Regions from separate parts of the Homo sapiens genome. Here region 1 is linked to region 2. The links are chromatin contacts, found by Hi-C or POLR2A ChIA-PET in ENCODE. All regions are on one chromosome and are shown on one strand. Each heading gives the region's core, a stretch centred on a gene start or an enhancer-like site at or near the end of the contact. The rest is flanking DNA. Distances are from core to core; before and after follow the strand shown.

Evidence for each region. A loop is a pair of places that touch in the nucleus more often than their neighbours do. ChIA-PET counts read pairs that join two places held with the same protein, here RNA polymerase II (POLR2A). Pooled maps may share reads with other maps.
Region 1: POLR2A ChIA-PET joins it to region 2 with 12 read pairs in activated CD4-positive, alpha-beta T cell. The contact joins the promoter of HELT here to the promoter of MIR3945HG in region 2. A Hi-C loop is called at or near these places in 1 of 50 pooled maps. POLR2A ChIA-PET finds 5 or more read pairs at or near these places in 3 of 52 experiments (Panc1, RWPE1 and activated CD4-positive, alpha-beta T cell).

What each region holds. Positions count from the first base shown.
Region 1 is chr4:185,016,641-185,020,801 of GRCh38, reverse strand. HELT (helt bHLH transcription factor) reads right to left here and starts at 2,312. Exons shown (of 4, transcript NM_001300781.2): 1 at 1,847-2,312; 2 at 1,311-1,415; 3 at 959-1,055; 4 at 1-529. The coding sequence starts at 1,873. The coding sequence ends at 30. RefSeq lists enhancers at 1-608, 1,323-1,902, 1,903-2,481, 2,482-3,062.
Region 2 is chr4:184,853,978-184,858,276 of GRCh38, reverse strand. It overlaps MIR3945HG (MIR3945 host gene), which reads left to right and starts at 2,625. Exons shown (of 3, transcript NR_132989.1): 1 at 2,625-2,808.

The sequences.
Region 1 (4,161 bases), core at 1,063-3,562, 160 kb before region 2:
CGAGGAGAAATCTGGCGGGCGAGTGGGCGTCAGAGCACCGGGGGGTGCTGGGGCGTGTGCAGGTTAAGGGCGTTGGGGTGCGCGTGGCCGATCAGGTTGAGGTAATGCCGGTCCAGGCCCTGCACCGGTGTCAGGAAGGGGCTGTGCTGCTGCGCTGGGCTAGCGAGCGGCACTGGCGCGCTGGGCAGGTAGGGCAGCGCGGGGCTGCGGGCCGCGCCAGGCGGCCAGGGGAAAGGCCCGGCACCAGAGCCCTGCGGGAACACAGCGGCCTCGCCCGGGCTGTGACCAGCGAATTCGGGCCCCGCAGGGTGCAGCTGATAGGAGAAATCCGGCTCCGGGAGCGAACCCAGCGGCGGAAAGGCGGGCTCCGCGCCCAGGCGGGCCTTGGACTGCAAGAAGGCGAGGATGCGCGCGTACTTCGTGTCCTTGGTCTCCATCCGCTCCACCGTGGTGAGGTAATGCACCAGGTTCTTCATGCACTCGTGGTAGCCATAGTGGAAGTAGTTGGCAAACTCCGCTAGAAGTTCTGCTGGAGGAACGAGAAAGCCCGTAGGACGGACACACCCTGAGTGCCCCTTCCCCACGCGAGCCCAAAGCGGGTGCAGGGCACCTCCCACCACATTTTCTGGCCAAAGTTCCCATTTGAGGCCCGCCCTCTCCTCTGCGCAGTCTTAGAGACTGGCGAGGCACGCGCAAACGCCCTCTTTCCCTGAGAGCCTGACCCCACCCACCCCACCCGGGAGAAGGAGGTGGAACCAGCCTCCCTGGGAACCAGTTCTCCCTCGCCGCCTTGCTGTCGCCGAGCAGGGAGAGGCGCCTTCGCAGGACCCCTGCCCTCCTGGAGAGTGGAGCTCTAGTAGAGCTCTCGGGAACACTCAGTCACTCCCCTCCCAGCCCCAGGGTCTCTGGGTGGCGCAGGCGCCTGGCCCAGGCGTCCCATTCCCTAACCTGTGCCCACCTTTTTCCCTTCCCCGGGGAAAATCAGCGGAGTGCAGTGCTCTCAGGTACTGAACGGTCATCTCGAGGATCTCCGCCTTCTCCAGCTTCCCGGAACTCTGCAAAAGGAGGAAGGGCCCCTCGCAGCGGCCCAGCGCCTGCTGGTCGGGCACTGTGGCGCTGGAGAGGACCAGCGAGCGGACGCGGCTGCGGATCTGCGCCAGAGCCTCCTGAGGTTCGCCCTGCGCTCAGGCCCCCCGCCTGGGAGGGGCCCGCAAGTGAGGTCCTCTGTGTCCGCGGGCTCGGGCGTCTCCGCAGAGTGGCCGCAGAGGCCTCCCAACGCCTGGCACCCGGCTCCGGGTCGCCAACGTTACCTGCTTCGCCAAGGCCATGGGCACTGTCTTGCCCAGCTCGTTCAAGCAGCGGTTGATCCTGTCCCTCCTCCGCTTTTCTATCACTTTATGAGAAACGGGGGTTCTCTGCGAAGAGAGGGTTGTATGTTTAGGATGGCTTTGCCCGGGAAGTCGTCAAAGGCGCGGCTCTAGCAGCTGGGTGCAAGCCGCCTCTCCAGCCGCGCACACTGCTCAGATTCGCTCTAGGAAGGGACTCCTGGCCCGCCACGCTCGGGCCAGGTGAGCTCTGCCTTCTGACGCCCGCGCTGGCGCGCTCCCCTTCCAGCCACCCTACCCAGGCCTTTGGGGAGGTGGCCGCCAGCCTCCAGGCAGGACTTCTACCTGGTTGAGCACCCTCCTCTCTCTACCCCACCCCCTTCCCAAACCACTCGAGATTCCTCCACACTCAAAGTCCCGTGCGGGCACTTCCCTGCCATCGGTCCACCCAAGTGGCGGGTCGGTGAGTCAGATGCCTCCACCACCAGGGCGCAAGTGCCATTTGGGCTCAGCCGACTCACTTTGCGTTCCTTGAGCTTGTCTGACATCCTGGTCAGTACGCGCCCTCGGGAGAGGCGGTGGCGCGGGGCACCCGTCCACTTTTCCGCCTCGTGTGCCTCCTCGAGTGTCCCAGGTAGACTGCAGCCTCCCAACTCCGAGGGCTGCCTTATAAAGCGGTCATCTAGGGCTCCAGATGCATTCACGAGTTGAATTATTCCATAGGATTAGGGGAGCTGCGTTTGGAGGATGTATGCATTCAAGATCAGTTTTAAAGAAGTTAAGAAAAAAAAAAAATTAGCAGCCGAGGGGGGCGAGCTGGGGGCAGATCAGCTTTGTTAATCCACGTGGCCCTTCAAAGGACACGTGATCGGCCCAGGAATAACATTTGCATGGCAACAGCTCGGGCGGGAAAAGGAGGCGGTAAACTGGGGCCGGCGGGCGAGCAAGCGCCTGCAGCAGTCGCGGGCGCGGAGCGCAGGGGCGCAGCGGCCGCGGGCACCGGGGGGCGAGGACCCTCACAAAACAGTGTCGCCTCTTTTAGTCCCACCGCTGAGTCTCACATGATCGCCTGTTTACAAATCCCAGCAAGCCCGCCGTCCCAGCGCCGAGTGCGTTTTAAAGCCTGTCCAGAGTCATTAAAGTAATTAAGTAAGCCTTTAATAGGCTGTTCCGCCGGGTTCAAGGGAGAGCTCTTGGAGACGGAGGCGCCCCGTTTGTTCCCAGGCTTTTCTCACACGACTTGGTGACACGTCCTTCTCCCCCCTTTTTGTTTACACCGCTTTATTTGTCCGGACATCCCGGCAGGTGTGGGGCTGCGGCTGGCACACGAGGCTCCCGCCTCGCCTCGCCTCGCCCCTCCCGCCGCTGTTTGGCACGCGACGCTCCCCCCTACTCCCTGACCACGTCGCTGGCTTTCTTTTCTCCCCACCCCTCCTGCTCCCTCTTCGCGGGGGGAAGAGGCTCAATTTGTAGCCTATTATCCTATACGAAAATGTCCATTGAAAAGTATGAATAGTTTCATTGGGCTAAATTTTAATAATGCCAGAGGGTGGGGGAGGAGAGACTGGCGGGCGTGTGTGTGTGTTTGTGTGTGAAGGGGCGGGTGGGAGGATTGGGGGGCAACACGGAGAAGAGTGGGCCGAGAAGAAAAGGGGGAATGCAGCTGGCCCAGGCAAGCATTATGCAACGTCACCTGCGAGAGGGGGCGCCTACAGACCCCTATTCATTTGCCTAATTTTGGTCAATTTAACAAACTTCAGGAGAAATTATTGTGGCTTTGTCAGGGAGGGTGAAGCCTTCTGATCGAATTAACAGCATGTTTTGATCCGGTAAATGTCATTAGAAAGGGAGAAACAATCGCGCTTAGAGGGCTCTGAGTAATGCGCCCAAGTGGAGACGCCAAAGCGCACGGCTCACAAAGGGAGCAAGTAGCTGCCACAGGGAACTTTTGTACCCGCCCATCGCCCAAGTTTTGACACAAAAAGGCATTATTTCATACTTGAATACGTTTAATCCAACGATTGTCTATTTTCTGCAAACATATTTTCACAGCATTGTTAACTTTTTATGTCTCCCTTTCGCTGGCGTCTTTTCTTAACGTTTGGGGGCGGGAGAGCGCAGACACTTTGGGCATCAATATTTGTCACTGAAAAGGGCCCTGTGAAGTTTGGGAAGTTGATCTCTTTTTTATGGTTTTAGAAAGCGAAAATATCGGGGGGAGGAGGAGGGAGGGAAGGCACGAACAGAAACGAGGGAGGAAATTTGCTGGACGGGCCCAAGGGGAAGGAGGGGGGCGGCGGCGGCTGGGAACTCTCTTGGCCGCCTGCGCCTCTGAGGGCAACCTGGCCCCGCGGCCAGAGGCCACCTCCCCCAGGACGGGCCTCGCTCACACTTGCTGCCTCGGATCCTATACTCTGGGGGCTCTGAGCTTGTGGGGTGTGGGTGGGGGGTGAGCTTTCTTGCAGATTGAAACGATAAAAATGATTTTTGTTTTATGGCCCTTTCTAGAGCCACCGAACTCTCACCTCTCTAATCTTTTCCATCTGGGAACAGCTGAGACCGCTTCTCAGATTTTTCTTCTTTTCTGCCTGCCCCTAACCCTGCCTAAATTCTCTCTGTTCTGCAGGGAGATGGCAGGGCCCAGCGCCCCCCTTGGGGTCGTTAGACCTTGGCAGGGGTGGGTAGGCGGCGCTCTTCTAGCTGGTGGGACCTGGGAGCCTCAGGGCGCAGAGCCAGGCCTGGGGTGCCAGGCCTCGGGGAAGCCATCGGCCCACCTGCTGCGGCCTGGGAGATGTGAGGGCTCGGTCTGCACCTCGCACCCCTAGGGTGTCCCTCT
Region 2 (4,299 bases), core at 1,376-3,875:
GACCCCGAGGTGACGATGTGGAGTTGTGATCCCGGGTCTTCAGAGGACCAGCTGGGACCTTTGGGAGATGCAGAGCTGCTGCGGCGCTCTTCACATGCACTTGATCTGCTGTGTCCACTAAATCTACCCCACTTCTAACACCCCAGTCCTGGACTCCGTGGGTGCAAAACGTGAGTCTCTGCACCCCTCTTCACATCCCTGGGGGGCTTGAGAATAAGCCAGCAGCCCTGAGCTGGGCTCCTTGGCCTGGCCATGACTGCCAATGAGGGGCCTTGAGTCTGTGTCCTCAGCCCCCAGCCTGTCCCCATTTTGGGGACTTGAACAGACCCACAGTGTCAGTTCCTCCCATAAAAAGATTTCAGGGGACAGCAGCACTTCCTCTTGGCCCCCAGGCACTTGAAGGCCGCCTGCACCCCCCATTCCTAGGCCTTGCCAGCCTGAGGGCAAGCTCCTTACATGACCTGCAGCTTCAGAAACTAGGCCCTCCTCCTTACTTCCCATCACCCATTTTGTCAAAGAACCTAGAATATTTTGTTATCCGAGAAGCCTGGCTTTCGACAAACCGTAGGATTGCTAGTATCTCTTTATGGAGTGGACTTGAACTGTTTATTGCAACTGTGACATGTGGCAAATCATTTTACTGTTCTGAGGCTTTACTTCCTTCTAGTTAGAATGAGCATTAGGCCGGGCATGGTGGCTCACGCTTGTAATCCCAGCACTTTGGGAGGCCAAGGCAGGTGAATCACGAGGTCAGGAGTTCAAGACCAGACTGGCCAAGATGGTGAAACCCCGTCTCTACTAAAAATTCAAAAATTAGCTGGATGTGGTGGCGGGCACCTGTAATCCCAGCTACTCGGGAGGCTGAGGCAGAGAATTGCTTGAACCCGGGAGGCAGAGGTTGCAGTGAGACAAGATCGTGCCACTGCACTCCAGCCTGGGTGACAGAGCAAGACTCCATCTCAAAAAAAAAAGAAAAAAAAAAGAGCATTAAATATATGACATCTTTAAAACTGTGTGGATTTAGAACTGAGGTATCTTCTTTGTTACCTGAGGAGGGAAACATGCTTATGGGGCTAATGTCATTTTAATTTTGGGGTAGGTCTGTCTGTCTTCTGTGGGGTGGGGGAGAGTGAAAATTTTCTCTGCTGTAGGTGAAGACCTCTAGGCTTTATTTTCAACTCATATGCCTCATGCTATTGTTCGAGAATCATCTTTTCTATTCATATAAGCTATATCATACTGATCTTTTTTTTAACCTTATTTATTATTTTTTATTTTTGAGATGGAGTCTCCCCCTGTCACCCAGGCTGGAGTATAGTGGTGCAATCTCAGTTCACTGCAACCTCTGCCTCCAGGGTTCAAGTGATTCCCCTGCCTCAGCCTCCAGAGTAGCTGGGATTACAGGCGCGCACCACCACACCTGGATAATTTTTGTATTTTTAGTAGAGACGGGGTTTCACCATGTTGTCCAGGCTGGTCTCGAACTCGTGACCTCGGGTGATCCGCCCGACTCAGCCTCCCAAAGTGCTGGGATTACAGACATGAGCCACTGCACTCAGCCCCCCTTTTTTTTTTTAACTTTAAAATCCACTTGTGACACTTTTGTAAAATACCATCAACCTTGTGTATTAAGCTACTGTTGTGACAGCCATGATAATTTCCCTCTGAAAATGGTTTGGAGACATGAAATAATAAAAATAACCTTTAAAATGCATTATCACTCTGATTCTATTAGGAAAAACGGAAGTCACTGGATTTAAACTATGTCAATGCCCTGTACTTTCTGTCTGTCAGTAGGTGCTGTAACTGTTGGCTAAATGATTATTTTTCATGCTTCCTTTCTCATTTCTGCTTTTTTAGATATTTAAAATGTCCTTGTTTCTTGGTGAGCAGAATTATTTCCTACCTCATGACCATGAGTCATGACCTTATACTCTTCTTTCAGTACAGGAGAAAGCTTCATTAATTTACTAATGCATTCATTCCACAAGTAAACTTCTGCAATCCTCGTTTATTCATATACTTTGACAAAAACAAAGAGACCCACAAGCTTTTTGAGTCTTCACAACCCAAAACATGTATTTGAAACTGAAAATTCAATCATTCCATGTTTATAGGCATATTGCTTGATAGAAACATATAAATCATTACCTGAATTTTTTTTTTTTTTTTTTTTTTTTGAGACGGAGTCTCACTCTGTCACCCAGGCTGGAGTGCAGTGGTGCAGTCTCAGCTCACTACAACCTCTGCCTCCCGGGTTCAAGCTATTCTCCTGCCTCAGTCTCCTGAGTAGCTGGGATTACAGGCGCCCACCACCACACCCGGCTAATTTTTTTTTTTTAATTTTTAATCGAGACGGAGTTTTACCATGTTGGCCACGCTGGTCTCGAACTCCTGACCTCTGGTGATCCACCCGCCTTGGCCTCCCAAAGTGCTGGGATTACAGGCATGAGCCACCGCGCCCAGCCTGGATTTTTTTTAATCCAACCCAGTTCCATATTTTCCTCTAGAGAGACTGACTCACCAAGCCTATCTCCTTTTCCTGGAAACACAATCAAATTAACTTTCCAGTCACCGCTGTGTCTAGGTGTGGCCATATGAGTAGTTCTCACCAGTGGAATGTAGTGAAAACGAGATGCTGTCTCTTAGGGACTAAGGAAGCTATCTTTCCTCTTCCGACATTTGCTGACTGGTCGATGCTAGATGATCTTGAGACCCTGTGCTGAGGACTGGAGAACTACAGGAAAGGAGCAGTATCTCTGAATTATCGTGTGGAAGGTCACTTGTCTAGCCCCTGATGACTGTGAGGTAAGTCGTTAGGGATCTGGGGTTGTCTGATACAGCAGTTAGCAGGTCCTGACTGACATATCCCTCTTATTCTTTAAGTTGAACAAATTAGAGACTGGAGTGTTTTGGGTAGCCTTGCTATATGGCATGGTCGAAGACGGTGCTTCGCAGGTGATTTACAACCCTCCTACCATTTACTCTGTCTTCATTTCAAGCAGTATAACCTATAATTTCCTAATCTTCAGCAGAATAGGAAAAGGGGCTCAAAGCCACAAACACACACGCTTCCTTTCAATGTACCTTTGTTGCTCAGCCACAGTGGCGAGTTCACGCGCCTGGCAAGACCTCTCCCTATTTGGGCATTTTGTGAATACAGAAGAATGGGCGCCCTGGTGTGACCCAACATCAGAATCCAAAACATGGCATCTTTACCTAGCCCTTTTCGCTTCTTTTAGATCATTCAATAAACATAATCTGTTTTCTTTCAAAATAACATGGTTATCTAATTCCCTTCATTAGCAGCTAGCAAAAGAGGCCCTGGGCTTCCCGTGAGCTAATTCACTGGGTCCCTGAGGTCGTTGCGGGCTTTCCCTCTCACTCTTGCAACAGACACAATCTCACTTCTTTAATGTAAAGTATGGTTTTTCTGTCGAAATGTGCTTCCTGTTTTCTTTATCGTAACTTACAGGCATGATTGCCTGGGTCTTCTCTCATTATTCCCAGTCCACTGCCTCTTCATATTTAGTGGTACTTCTGTCTTACTGGTCCCTGGAAATTTATCTCAGATCATTTCCTTTTGGGTCTATCTCTTCTTTAAGAGAAATAATTTTAAAGTCAAAGCTCCATAATACAGAGATCTGTTCTCTTTCCCACCATCTGTTTTCTGAACCTCCCCTCCTGGTTCAAGCCTCTGTAGGATAATTTGAACACAAACCATTGACTGCCAACTGAAATCGAACAAGATAATGTCCAATTTGCCCTTTTTTCTCTCTGATTTGTCCCAATGTTTACATTTCTCCATCAATCAATGAACAAATCACTTTGGTACAGTGTGCCAGTAGCTTTGAGAGGAGCACAGAAGCAATACAAGCAAGCTCACCAGTAACTTATGAGGCTCGCTTACCCAAAGCCATTCAAGAATAAGACAGTAGATAACACCAGCCACCTGGTGTATATAGAAAGTGCATTCAGAGGGCCGGGCACGGTGGCTCACGCCTGTAATCCCAGCACTTTGGGAGGCCGAGGCGGGCAGATCACGAGGTCAGGAGATCGAGACCATCCTGGCTAACACGGTGAAACCCCGTCTCTACTAAAAATGCAAAAAATTAGCTGGGCGTGGTGGTGGGCGCCTGTAGTCCCAGCTACTCGGGAGGCTGAGGCAGGAGAATGGCATGAACCCGGGAGGCGGAGCTTGCAGTGAGCCGAGATCGCGCCACTGCACTCCAGGCTGGGCGACAGAGCGAGACTCTGTCTCAAAAAAAAAAAAAAGAAAAAAGAAAGTGCATTCAGAAT